Linked DNA regions of Homo sapiens: all the other regions are linked to region 3. The links are chromatin contacts, found by Hi-C or POLR2A ChIA-PET in ENCODE. All regions are on one chromosome and are shown on one strand. Each heading gives the region's core, a stretch centred on a gene start or an enhancer-like site at or near the end of the contact. The rest is flanking DNA. Distances are from core to core; before and after follow the strand shown.

Region 1 (4,091 bases), core at 718-3,217, 2.6 Mb after region 3:
GAGCAGAATATTTGCAGGAAATTCAAGTGTCTCCCCCATAGATTGCTTATTAGTTGCAAGTAGAAAACCAGCAATTTATACAGTGGAGAAACTGGGATCAAATTAACATCACTAATGAGAGACAAACAATATCACGTGCCTCCAAATGTGGTCTCTTGGAAAGAATATAACCTCATGTATGTAATATTACAATCAGGAATACATAACCTGAATCTAATCATGAGGAAACACGAGACAAACCCAAAGTAGGGAAGATTCTGTAAAATAACTGGCCCTTAACACACACACACACACACACACACACTCCTAAGAGTGGTGACAATGTGTTAATTTGATTGTTGTAATCATTTCACAATGTATATGAAATCATCATGCTGTACAACTTGAATAAATACAATTTTTGTCAACTATACCTCAGTAATACTGGAATGAACAAATGAACGAATGATAAATAATTGGCCTGCACTCTTCAAAAATCTCAATGTCACAAAAATACAAATGCTGAGGAACTCTTCCATATTAAAGGAAATTAAAAAGATATGGTAACTAAATACGGTATGTGATCCTGTACTAGATCTATACTGGAAGGAAAAAATGTTAAATAAAGACATTACTGGAACAATTGACAAATCGGAATATGAACTGTAGATTAGATTAAATATAAATATTGTATCAATGCTAAATATCCTTAATTTGATAAACATACAAGAGGATACCCTGGTTCTTAAGAAATTCACACTTTAGAAATAAGGGGTATAAGAGCATAGTGTATGTAACCTATTTTAGAATGATTCATAAAATACAAATAATAGGCTTATTTATATATTTATACATGTATATTACACATGAAGAATAGTAAAAACAAGTGTGGCAAAATGTTAAGAATTGGTTAATCTGAGTAAAGGACAACAGGAGTTCTCTATTATTTTTACAACTTTTCTGTAAGCTTAAAATTATTTGAAACTAAAAAGTTTAAAAAAAAAAATGGGCCGGGCATGGAGGCTCACGCCTGTATTCCTAGCACTTTGGGAAGCCGACGCAGGCGGATCACCTGAGGTCAGGAGTTCGAGACCAGCCTGGCCAACATGGTGAAACCCCGTCTCTACTAAAAATACAAAAATTAGCCAGTCGTGGTGGCGCGTACCTGTAAATCCCAGCTACCCGGGAGACTGAGGAAGGAGAATCGCTGGAACCCAGGAGATGGAGGCTGCAGTGAGCCGAGATCGAGTCACTGCACTCCAGCCTGGGCGACAGAGCGAGACTCCATCTCAAAAGAAAAAAGAAAAAGAAAAAGAAATACACACTAACATCAAGGAAAAGAGCTTTCACTTAATAACAGAAGATCTAAGTTTGTGCGCTACTTCTGTTTGTTAAATATCCTTCCTTAAGCATCACACTTTTCTCACCTGCAAAACACCATCCCAAACTTACAGAGGTCTCTTTTGATCCATACAAATTATGTGTATGAGAGATCTAACTGTAAATTATTATACAAATGACATTATAATATTAAATACTTAGGAGTTTGCCAAAATAAAGAATGGAGTTCGTTTTCTTAAGGTACCGTACACATTAACTACAGTTATAACAAACTACGGAATAAGCGGTAGTGGTGTAAACGGTGTTCCTTAAAGGAAGGTAATGTTTTTTGCCCTGTTCCGTCAAGTCTTAAACGCTTGACATTTTAAAATAGTTTTAAACCCTTTCCGGAATTAGAAGTGGTATTTCGGACCGTGAAGTAACCGATCAGCCATAAGTGTCCCATCTTTAAGGCCTGCTCTTTTACCCGTCTTGCAGAAGTTCTTCCGAGAGTGGGCCCGAGACAGCCTCCCGCCCGAACTAAACTCTCCGCAGCGCTTCCGGCCCTTGGCCCCGAAGTCTAGAACCCTGGGCCGGCCGCAAAGGAAGGTCTGCCGCGCATGCGCGCCCCGGCGCAGCCTATCCGGAGCGATCCATCTCGTTACGTCACCACCAGCCTAGCTCGGACGGCAAGCGGCGGGAGATTTTCAAAATGGGAGCCCAGAGGCACCGCCCAGGCCTCGGAAGGTGTCAGGGAGAACTTTCCGTGGTTTCAGCGTCGTCGCCTGGAGCGGCGGTTTAGAGAGCCGAGCCTGATGGGCGCCAAGGCCGGCTGGCTGCTTGGAGCGCTGCCTCGAAGGGACTGCGTGAAGGAAGCTAATCCGGAGAACCCAGGCCAGAGCCTGGAAATATGGCGACCTGCATCGGGGAGAAGATCGAGGTGAAAAGACTCGGCAGTCTGCAGCGGGGCGGGTGGGAGTAATTGTGGGAGGACACGAGACCGCTGTGGGAAGGGGAGCGAACGAAGCTAACGGCTGCGGGGCGGGCACCGAGGTGCTTAGGGAGGGTCCCAACGGCCCAGACCCCTGCTGTTTAGGGGCGGAGCGGCCCGCCCCTCAAGAGACAAGAGTAGGGAAGGCGGGACAGGTGAGTCCCTCCCCGCCCGGCAGTGTCCCGAGGCACTGCGGCTTTCTTTCAGCAATCCCGCCCGAGCTACCGCGTTAGAGCAGGGCAGGGCTACCTCCCACTTCTCCAAGGGGATGGCGGTTATCTCCGGCGGGAGCTGCGGCGGGATTCTGACCGAGCCCTCCGCTCCCGGGGATTGGCTGGAGATGGGAGGAGGGCGCTTAGGCTGCACTGAGGTTGAGGAACCAGATCACTAGGGTGCACCATCACCCTGAGCTTCCAGTCCAGCCTGGAAGCGCAGGTATCCCCGCACGGAGTCAACATGCCTTCCACCCTAGACACCTGCTGCATCGAGGTGTAATACCCGCTTGAATTTTGTCAAATTCCCCACTCGATCCATTTTATCTTCTTTTTCCAGCCCCTTCCCATCTTCCTTTCTACTGTGAGTCATCACACATAATCTTTAATTTTAACTTTTAAGGATTTTAAAGTTGGAAATCTGCTTGGTAAAGGATCATTTGCTGGTGTCTACAGAGCTGAGTCCATTCACACTGGTTTGGAAGTTGCAATCAAAATGGTAAGAATAAACTAATCAACTTCTCTCCTGTACTTTGCAAGTAACTAGAGAGGTATCAGAGATGTCAGAAACTCCTTGTCTACTAGCCTTTCCTTTGATTATAGTGTAAGGAACACTTTACATAGGCAGAAGACAATAGTGCCAAGTCCAGCCGTTGAACTTAAAAATATTTTAGGAAAGCCTTGACCTTGCTTAAGTAAGTTTTATCTTCATTAATGTTCAGTAGACCTCGTATGTGGTGTAATTATCCATACTTGGAGTAATGAGTAGAAATCAACTAACAAATAATTTGTTTATAGTTCACTGTGTATAATTTTGTATTTCCCTGTAACATACAAAATATTATTCTTGATTGTTAGAAGTCAGCCTAATAGGAGTAACATAAACATAAGCAAATTAAGAATTATTTGTCAGCCGGGTGGGTGGCTCACACCTGTAATCTCAACGCTTTGGGAGGCTGAGGCAGGTGGATCACCTGAGCTCAGGAGTTTGAAAACAACTGTGCAACATGGTGAAACCTCCTCTCTACCAAAAATACAAAAATTAGCTGCTGCTGGGCACGGTGGCTCACGCCTGTAATCCCAGCACTTTGGGAGGCCGAGGCGGGTGGATCACCTGAGGTCGGTAGTTCAAGACCAGCCTGACCAACATGGAGAAACCCCATCTCTACTAAAAATACCAAATTAGCCGGGTGTGGTGCTGCACACCTGTAATCCCAGCTACTCTGAAGGCTGAGCAGGAGAATCGCTTGAACCCGGGAGGCAGAGGTTGTGGTGAGCTGAGATCGCGCCATTGCACTCCAGCCCAGGCAACAAGAGCTAAATTCCCATCTCAAAAAAAAAAATTAGCCAAGCGTGGTGGCATGTGCCTGTGGTCCCAGCTACTCAGGAGGCTGAGGTGGGAGGATAGATTGTGCCTGGGAGGTTGAGGCTGCAGTGAACTGTGATCATGCCACTGCACTCCAGCCTAGGTGACAGTGAGACCCTGCCTTTAAAAAAAAAAAATCATTTATCTAAACCACTTAGAAAAAGAACTGGAGGTTTTGCTCTAAAATTTGCCTGAATTGGGATTTTTTTTTCTTAATAGTTAG
Region 2 (4,492 bases), core at 1,382-3,881, 2.7 Mb after region 3:
CAAAGAAACAAAAAAAGAAAGATATTTATGGCTGGGTGTGTGGCTCACGCCTGTAATCCCAGCACTTTGGGAGGCCGAGGTGAGTGGATCACTTGAGGTCAGGAGTTTGAGAGCAGCCTGGCCAAGATGGTGAAAACCCCTTCTCTACTAAAAATTCAAAAATTAGCTGGGTGTGGTGGCAGGCACCTGTAATCGCAGCACGACACCACACCCAGCTAAATTTTTGTATTTTTAGTAGAGACGGGGTTTCACTGTGTTGGCCAGGCTAGTCTGGAACTCCTGACCTCGTGATCCGCCAGCCTTGGCCTCCCAAAGTGCTGGGATTACAGGCGTGAGCCACCTCGCCTGGCTGATGGCAGTGTTTTGAACCAAATAATTTGTTCTTCCAGACCAGGTGAACACCCTACCCAAGGGCAGATAATCCACAGATTGGCTAATGAATTGTATAATCTGGCTGGAAAAAATAAGTAGGGTCAAGCAGTCTTTTATCCTTAATTTTGAACTATGAAGCAGAGGAAGAGTCTGGCACGTAGCTGCAGAGGCAGAATGAAGTAACAAGATAGAGGTTAATTACAGCAAATTGGGTCAGTCAGATGAAACTAAAATCAGACGGAACGCTCAAATTTTGGAATTTTAAGTTTATTATTAAAAGGACACTTTACAGAGGTGTGAGGCTAGGCGTGGTGGCTCACGCCTGTAATCCCAGCACTTTGAGAGGCCAAGGTGGGGGGATGACTTGAGGCCAGGAGTTCGAGACCAGCCTGGCCAACATGGTGAAACACCGTCTCTACCAAAAATACAAAAATTAGCCGGGTGTGGTGGTGGGCGCCTGTAATCTCAGCTACTCGGGAGGCTGAGGCATGAGAATCGCTTGAACCCGGGAGGCAGAGGTTGCAGTGAGCCGCGATCGCGCCACTGCACTCTAGCTTGGGCGACAGAGAGAGACTACCTCTTAAAAAAAAAAAAATGCCGGGCGCGGTGGCTCATGCCTGTAATCCCAGCACTTTGGGAAGCCGAGGCGGGTGGATCATTTGAGGTCAGGAGTTCAAGACCAGCCTGGCCAACCTGATGAAACCCCGTCTCTACTAAAAATACAAAAATTAGCCGGGTGGTAGTGGCGCGCCTGTAATCCCAGCTACTCAGGAAGCTAAGGCAGGAGCATCTCTTGAGCCTGGGAGGCAGAGGTTGCAGTTAGCCGAGATCACGCCACTGTACTCCAGCCTGGGCAATAGAGTGAGACTCTGTCTCAAACCACCACCACCACCACCATCACCACCACCAATAAAAAATACAAAGCGCCACTAATAACAGAGCTAGTAAAGATGGATGGGAATATAGGTGGAAGTACAATCCCCTTTTAATTGCAACAAGGTTCGCCAGGTTGCTTAGGGTTGGGCAAACTGGAGATCACTGACACGGAAAACAAGAAAACCCTTATTGTTTATAGCTGTTATGTATGAATAGGTTATTAGCCTTAGGAAAATTATTTGTGCCGAATACGGCTTTTGAGTAAGCAAAAAATATTAACGTCAAGTTGAATGTAATTGAAGCGACTTATTGGGCGTGGGGTGGGGGGTGGGGGTTGAAAGCCCAAACATAAGGCGAGCACAGATAATTTATTTAACAAGGCTATGGGGTTGGTGGGGGGCTCGGAAAAAAATCAGCGGCGGAACCTGCTCTCAGCCACCTTGCACCAGGACACAAACACTGACTCAAAAATGAAACGAGTATCATCTCTAAGTGAATGTGAGTGCCAAGTAGAAAGCTCGTATCCGATTTATTATCAAAACGTCTTTGTACCATTTTAACATCCATTCCAGGAAGAAAAAACCTATTGGGAATATGGTTAATTTGTAATTAAGTGCTATTTACCCAAATTAAAGAAACAGGTAACAAAAAATTTTAAAAGCCGGCGAAATACTATTTAATTTACTCAGGAACGCTTTAGAACTCTTTTAGTTGGTGGGTGGGAATGCGGGCGGGGAAGCGCACTAAGCCGAACGCTGGGGCAAAGGTTTCCTAAACAGTTACCGAGAGGTAACTCCCCCTTCATCTGGGACGTGGCTCAAGATTACAGGTGATCGCGGTGCCCCGAGGCGCCAGGAGGCAACTTTCACCTGGGGGAGGCGCCGGGCGCCAGCGGGCCAAGCGGCCGGGCCGCGGAGCCCACTTCACTTGGGAGCTGCCCCAGGCCGGGGGTCGACACCGCGTCCCCTCCCTTAGCCTAGCTGCGACCCAGCTTTAGGGCCTAAGGGCAAATCGAGCGCTCGGTCCTCCCAGCGCCATGTGCGCGGCCCGCCCAGGCCCTTGGCCGCCGTCGCCGCGGGGGCAGGCCGCGAGCCAGCCGCGAGCCACAGAGGCCTGGTGCGCGCTCCGCCCCTGAGCCTGCAGTCGGGGCGGCCTCAGCCAGTGAGCCGGGAGTCGTCCCCTTCGTCCTCCCTCGCACTCGGAGGGCAGCTGGGGCGGGGCAGACCCTCGGGCCGGGCGGCACCCGGGCGGGCGAATCCGTCAGCTCCCGCGGGAGGCCCGGCGAGAGAAGGACCCGGTGAGTAGCCACGTCACGCTCCTCAGGGAGGCCCCGCCCCGTGCTCTCGGGCCGCCCCTCTTCGCCGTCTCCACGCCTCCGCGGGCAGTTACCAGCTTTGGCTGCTCGCGCCTCCCCAACTCGGGTAAAGCTCCTCGGCCTCGGCGTGCTGCGCCTCCGCGGCTGCCCTGCGCCAGGTGAGGGCTCGCGGCTCCCGGCTGCGGCTCCCGGCGCGTGGTGGCGGGCTCGGGGCGTGCGTCGCGGAGAGGACGGGGCCGGCGGGCGGTTGGCGCTCCGTTCGGTGCGGGGAGGGGCGTCACGCCGGGCGCTGCGCGGCCTCGGCGGGCGGCGGCAGCGGCGGCCACGGCCGCCGGGCTCTCGGGTTGTCTGTCCCCAGTTGGAGCCGGCCGGTGTCCCGGCGGAGAGACGGGCAGTCGGGTTCCCTGGCCTCGGGGCCACCCCGGCTGGGGCGGCTGGGGCAGAGGGACGATGTCTACTCGCGCCCCGATGCCCGCCGCCCATTCTCGGGAGGATCCGCCCGCGGTGACTGCTGAGAGGGAGTCGCTGTTGGCCGCGGCGAACCGGCCGGCCGAGCAGCCGCCCCCGCCCGAATGTGAGGGCAAAGAGGCGGCGAGGGAGGAGAGGGCCGCGGCCGCCACTAGCGCTGGGGCGCGGGGAGAGCCGTCGCCGGCGCTGGTGCTGGGACGCAGCGTGCCCCAGGCGGCTGTCCCCGTGAGGCCCCTGGCGCTGCACCTGGCGCACAAGGCGCGTGGGCCCGGGGGCCCTTTCGGCGGGGAGCCGCCACCGCCACCGCCGCCGCCGTCGCCGTTGCCGCCGTTGCTGCGGGATCCGCCGGCCGAGGACGCCCGGGAAGAGGTGGCAGCTGGCCCTGCGGAAAAGCGGCAGCCGCCGCTGCTGCCGCCTAAGGGAAATCCCTGGACCAAAAAGCCTCCCCAGCACCTGTCCCCAGACACGACAGGTCCGCCACCGCCCCCGCTGGAAACCCTGGAGGCAGGTCTGTGGTTGCTCTGCGTTGGGCACTGGCAGGGTGCGGGCAGGGGCGACTTGCGGGACTTGCCGGCGCGTGGCGGCGGTAGCGGGCACCAGGCCCGGGTAACGGCAGGCCTCCCCTCCCTGTCAGTCGGAGGTAATTTGTTCCAAGGTGTCATTCACTCTGCCTATTTACAGACATGGGCATCTGGGAAGGGAGCGGCAGGAAGAGGTGGGACCTCAGGTTCTCCTTGCCTGATGGGGGCACGGAGGTGGTAGCTTGGCGGCGCATCCCTGCTGGCGCGGTTGCGATTGTGTTTTGTCCCCAGTGTTAGTGACTTGGGAAAGTAGCTAACTTTAGATACTGCAGTGCTTCGTATGGGAAAGTTTTGGTAGACTTTTTTTTTTTTTTTTTTACATAAAAGGATTGAAGCAAGTCAGAGCAAGGGGATTTATTCGTAAGTGGAAGCGCGATTGTAGTCTTTTGTGAAATAAGATGAAAAAAGGTTTTCAAAACACTGCTGAGCAGTCATATTAAAAATGAGACTTTAAATGTGGTTTTTAAAGTGCTTTATGGGGGGAGGGGGGAGGGATAGCATTAGGAGATATACCTAATGTTAAATGACGAGTTGATGGGTGCAGCACACCAACATGGCTGCACATGTATACATGTGTAACCTGCACGTTGTGCACATGTACCCTAAAACTTTAAGTATAATTAAAAAAAATAAAGTGCTTTAAGTTATAAGTGTGCTGGAAAATAATTGAAATAGGATAGTTGACATGCGAGCGTGGATTGCACGTTAGGTAAATGGTTTTCTAACATTGTCAGCTCTCCTTCCCTTTAGAGGAGATAAGATTATGCCACTATATTTGAATGCTGACCAATGCTGTATGGCCGTCGGTGCTTTATTTTGATTGTAGTAACTGCAACTTAAGAAAGTAAAAATGGGCCGGCGCGGTGGCTCACGCCTGTAA
Region 3 (4,751 bases), core at 406-2,905:
AATATGTAGAAGTTAGCTTTTTAACCTAAACAGAGGAATTGGTGATAGCTTTAGAAATCATGTTTCCATAAATCAGTTTTGAGTTACAGGCTGCCTGCATCATCAAGACTTGAATTTGCTGTCTGTCCTACTATTCTTGATTTTTTTTTTTTTACTCTAAATAAGAAAGGCACTAGGAAAGTCTTAGAGATCGTTTTCTTTGCTGCTATCCCTAGGCAAGAAGCAGGAATTAGCCTTGTAATCCGATCCTTTTAGTCTCTGCATTTAATTTTAAGCAAGAAACCAGGAGACTAAAGATGTAAGACTGACGTAGAACAGCAGAGGGCAGTATTTACTCATGACTGAACCCTCTCTGGGCGCAGAAAGTTTTACGTTTGTGAGGGATCCTTGTGGCAGAAATGTATGACATATGCCCTGTATTTGCATTGTTTGGCTTGAATTCTTATTTTCTAGGTTGGTTCCCTTAAAGGGGAAAAATATCGATCTGATTCCTAGTAACGTTTTTCTTCTTTTAAAGAAACGATGCATGCCACCACAAAAATTAACTGCAGTGAATAGTGGGTGAGTTGATCTGAGTGCATTAAGTGGCATGTGGGTATTTTTAAAAACTTAAGCTTAAATATTATTTTATTTATTTCTACTTTCTCGTATCTATTTCTCCCAGACTGAAAAGCAAAATAAAACTTTATTAGGTTTCCTTTGACTAAAAAATGTGGAGGTGGAAATACTCCATCAGGGATCAAAATTCCAAACTAACTTTGCAACAGGAAAAGATCTCCCTCTTTTCAAAGGGCTGCCATTATTATTGTTGTTGAAACCCTAAGGTTTGGGCTACTGGCACCTGGAATCCAGTTGGGAAAGAAAACAAAACAAACACTGAGTTCCCCTGGCCTTTCCTATAGTAGGAAGTCCAAAGTGCCCTTGCTACGGAGGCCTCCTGCCCCCTAGTCACCTGGAAGGTGGGGGAGAGGGGCAAGTGAGTGAAGATTTAGAGTTTAGCTCGCCCTAGACAGCAGGGAGCCCACTGTGTAGAAAGAGGAGCAAAGGGGAGGATTTGATTTGGATTCTGTGGGATCACACTGTATGGCAGCTCTATCCCTTGCATAAAGAGAGAAGGGGCAGGAAATGGTTAAAGCAAATCTGCACTGTGCATTCCCAGACAGGCTTTGCTTAATCCTTCCTCCCCGCTTTAACAGACCCTCACCCCCCGCCTTTCTTTTATTTCTCTCGACCCCCTTACCCCTGAGTTATTACTAGCATAACAACCTAACGGTCTTCCCCCAGACCCTGCCACTAAAGTTATTTATCTGCAAACCTGACCCCACCCCCATCTATTCTGCGGCAGCCTTTTGCTGTTATTGCTCTGACGCCGGCCAAGATTTGGCCGAAAAGGAAAAAAAAAAAAAAAAAAGAAAAGAAAAAAAATCACCCCCCTTTTTAGCGCCTCCGCCTCGCTGTGCTCCCACACCAGACCGCCTACAGCCCTCCGGGAGGCTGAAGTGATTAGCATCCCGAGAAGCCAGTCGGAGGCCGGGCAAGGCGGAGGGCGCTCGCGGTAGGAGTGCCGGTCGGGGCTGCTTCAGCTCCGGCCCAATGGGGCTGGGGCGAGGGAGGGGCAGAAGGTGACAGGACTGGGAGCTAGGGGGAGTCCAGGCGAACTAAAGTGCGGGGATCAATGAGTGTCGAGCAAAGTTTCTGAGTGCTGCTCCAGCTCGCGGTCTTCCCTCCCCCTCTGTTTGTGTTTCGGCGACGCGCTGTGTGTGTGTGTGTGCGTGTGTATGTGTGTGTGTGTGCATGCCTGTGCGGCGGGGAAGGGGCGGGGAGAGTGTGAGGGACCAGGCGGGAGGTGGAGAAGGGCTCGCGGAGCCCTAGCTCCACCGCAGTCCAACCTTCGGCCCCGGCCGGCGAGAGGGAGAGCGCTGACAGGCGCCGTCCGGAGCTGCGGAGGGCGTCACTACAGCCCAGCGCCGACTTCGCCGCCTCCGCTGCCAACTGTGAAGGAGAGAGAGGCATCAACCACCCCCCGCCCCAAACAAAAAGCCTTGTGGATTACAAAGTGAAACTGACACGGGACAATAAAAGCAGAGATAGCGAGGGCAGGGGCGAGGCGCGCTAGAGTGGGCTTCTGACTGGGGCCGCCGGAGAACGACCCCCCCTGGCATGGTGAGGGGAGGGCGACTCGGGGACCGCACGCTGTTTCTGCCCGACCCCTGCGAGGCCGAGAAGAAAGGGGAAACTGCGTTCGATTTGGATGTACAAATAATGGGTCGGCAGGCGCCCCGGCAGAGGTGAAAAATGCCGAGGAGCCCTGGCTGTTGTTTGTGCCGGACCACGGGCTTGAAGCCGCAACAGGGGCGGCGGCGGCGGCGGCTGCAGGAGGGGAAGGGGCAGAGTTGAGCGCTCCCGGGTACGGGAGCCAGAGCGCGAACGCTAGCGCTTGGAACGCAGTTCCCGAACTGCCTGCGCGCAGACGCCGCCGCCTGGGCCTCAGCGGCCACTGCCGGCGCCCTGTTGGAGGGGCGTTGCAGCCTGGTTTTTGAGGAGTGGGGACTCCAGGAATTCCATCGCCTCCAGCTTTTGGGAAAGAAATTCGATTCTCCCGGTTCCCCACCACCCCTTCCCCGGTGCGCAGTTGTGCTTGGACGTTTGTTCCTCCCTCTTCACGTTCTTCGCTGCGGGTAAGTTCTAAAGTTTCTGAAGACCGTTCTTTGCAATGATTCCTCATATACCTTAGATACAGGCAACTTCTCCCAACTCTCATCCACCCGGGTGAAAACGCTCAGACTATCTGGATTCAAAAACAAAGTAAAAGGGGGCATATATAAGAGGCTTGAGAAACTTTTCTGGGAACTCAGCTCACAGGAGTGTCCCGCGGAATGCCCTGCCGCTTTTCGCCACAGCATCTCTCTTGCACTCCGCGTTCAACTGGCTACCTAGAGTCTTTTGCTGATGCTACTTGCTTTTGCCGGACTGGAGGTTCTTTGAAATAGCAGAGGTCTCAGACCAAGCCGTCAGCTGAATCTTTGCTGGCGCTCCTTAATCCCTGTAAATATCATTGCGTTTGCTTCACCCCTTCCTTCTCTTTATCACATCGTTTTAGGGAGCCAGGACCATGGACTTAGCACCAGACAGGGCTACTGGCCGCCCGTGGCTCCCGTTGCACACTCTATCAGTATCTCAGCTCCTTCGAGTGTTTTGGCTACTGTCATTGCTTCCGGGGCAGGCCTGGGTCCACGGGGCCGAGCCGCGCCAGGTGTTCCAAGTGCTGGAAGAGCAACCTCCAGGCACTCTGGTAGGCACCATCCAGACGCGCCCCGGCTTCACCTACAGGCTCAGCGAAAGCCACGCCCTGTTTGCCATAAACAGTAGCACCGGAGCCCTGTACACCACCTCCACCATCGACCGCGAGAGCCTGCCCAGCGACGTGATCAACCTGGTGGTCCTTTCCAGCGCGCCCACCTACCCCACCGAAGTGCGAGTGCTGGTGCGGGACCTCAATGACAACGCCCCCGTTTTCCCGGACCCCTCTATCGTGGTCACTTTCAAGGAAGACAGTAGCAGCGGACGCCAAGTCATCTTAGACACCGCCACCGACTCGGACATCGGCTCAAACGGTGTGGACCACCGCTCCTACCGCATCATCCGCGGCAATGAGGCGGGGCGCTTCCGTCTGGACATCACCCTGAACCCGAGCGGCGAGGGAGCGTTCCTGCATCTGGTGTCCAAGGGCGGACTGGACCGTGAGGTCACTCCGCAGTACCAGCTCCTGGTTGAGGTGGAGGACAAGGGTGAGCCTAAGCGGCGGGGCTACCTTCAGGTAAACGTGACTGTGCAAGACATTAATGACAACCCCCCGGTTTTTGGCAGTTCTCACTACCAGGCGGGGGTGCCTGAGGACGCGGTTGTGGGTTCCAGCGTCCTCCAGGTGGCGGCGGCGGACGCGGACGAGGGCACCAACGCGGACATCCGCTATCGCCTGCAGGACGAGGGGACCCCCTTCCAAATGGACCCTGAGACGGGACTTATCACGGTGCGGGAGCCCCTGGACTTCGAAGCTCGGCGCCAATACTCGCTTACGGTGCAGGCGATGGACAGAGGCGTGCCTTCCCTCACTGGGCGCGCCGAGGCGCTGATTCAGCTGCTGGACGTGAATGACAATGACCCGGTAGTGAAGTTCCGCTACTTCCCGGCCACCTCGCGCTACGCCTCGGTAGATGAGAATGCTCAAGTGGGCACCGTGGTGGCTCTGCTCACCGTGACGGACGCAGATTCTCCCGCGGCCAACGGGAACATCTCCGTGCAAATTCTCGGGGGCAATGAGCAGCGCCACTTTGAAGTGCAAAGCAGCAAAGTGCCGAACCTGAGCCTAATCAAGGTGGCCAGCGCCTTGGACCGCGAGCGCATCCCTTCCTACAACCTCACAGTTTCCGTCTCTGATAACTACGGGGCGCCCCCTGGCGCAGCAGTCCAGGCGCGCTCTTCTGTGGCAAGCCTGGTGATTTTTGTTAATGACATCAATGACCATCCTCCTGTCTTTTCACAGCAAGTGTACAGAGTGAACCTGAGCGAGGAGGCGCCTCCGGGAAGCTATGTGAGTGGGATATCTGCCACTGATGGCGACTCTGGTCTCAATGCTAATCTGCGTTACAGCATTGTCTCTGGCAATGGACTGGGATGGTTCCATATCAGTGAACATAGCGGCCTCGTGACCACTGGGTCCTCTGGGGGCCTGGACCGTGAACTTGCTTCCC

What was found. A loop is a pair of places that touch in the nucleus more often than their neighbours do. ChIA-PET counts read pairs that join two places held with the same protein, here RNA polymerase II (POLR2A). Pooled maps may share reads with other maps.
Region 1: a map of natural killer cell shows a loop between it and region 3 (5-fold over the local background). The contact joins the promoter of PLK4 here to the promoter of FAT4 in region 3. A Hi-C loop is called at or near these places in 2 of 168 maps with a recorded cell type or tissue (ascending aorta and natural killer cell) and 6 of 50 pooled maps.
Region 2: a map of natural killer cell shows a loop between it and region 3 (6-fold over the local background). The contact joins the promoter of LARP1B here to the promoter of FAT4 in region 3. A Hi-C loop is called at or near these places in 2 of 168 maps with a recorded cell type or tissue (ascending aorta and natural killer cell) and 9 of 50 pooled maps. POLR2A ChIA-PET finds 5 or more read pairs at or near these places in 1 of 52 experiments (Panc1).

The regions. Positions count from the first base shown.
Region 1 is chr4:127,878,926-127,883,016 of GRCh38, forward strand. PLK4 (polo like kinase 4) reads left to right here and starts at 1,968. Exons shown (of 16, transcript NM_014264.5): 1 at 1,968-2,239; 2 at 2,906-3,001. The coding sequence starts at 2,210. RefSeq lists an enhancer at 2,052-2,291.
Region 2 is chr4:128,058,681-128,063,172 of GRCh38, forward strand. It overlaps LARP1B (La ribonucleoprotein 1B), which reads left to right and starts at 2,632. Exons shown (of 20, transcript NM_018078.4): 1 at 2,632-2,721. RefSeq lists enhancers at 1,997-2,855, 2,856-3,714 and a silencer at 2,039-3,538.
Region 3 is chr4:125,313,300-125,318,050 of GRCh38, forward strand. It overlaps FAT4 (FAT atypical cadherin 4), which reads left to right and starts at 1,656. Exons shown (of 18, transcript NM_001291303.3): 1 at 1,656-2,678; 2 at 3,101-4,751. The coding sequence starts at 3,113.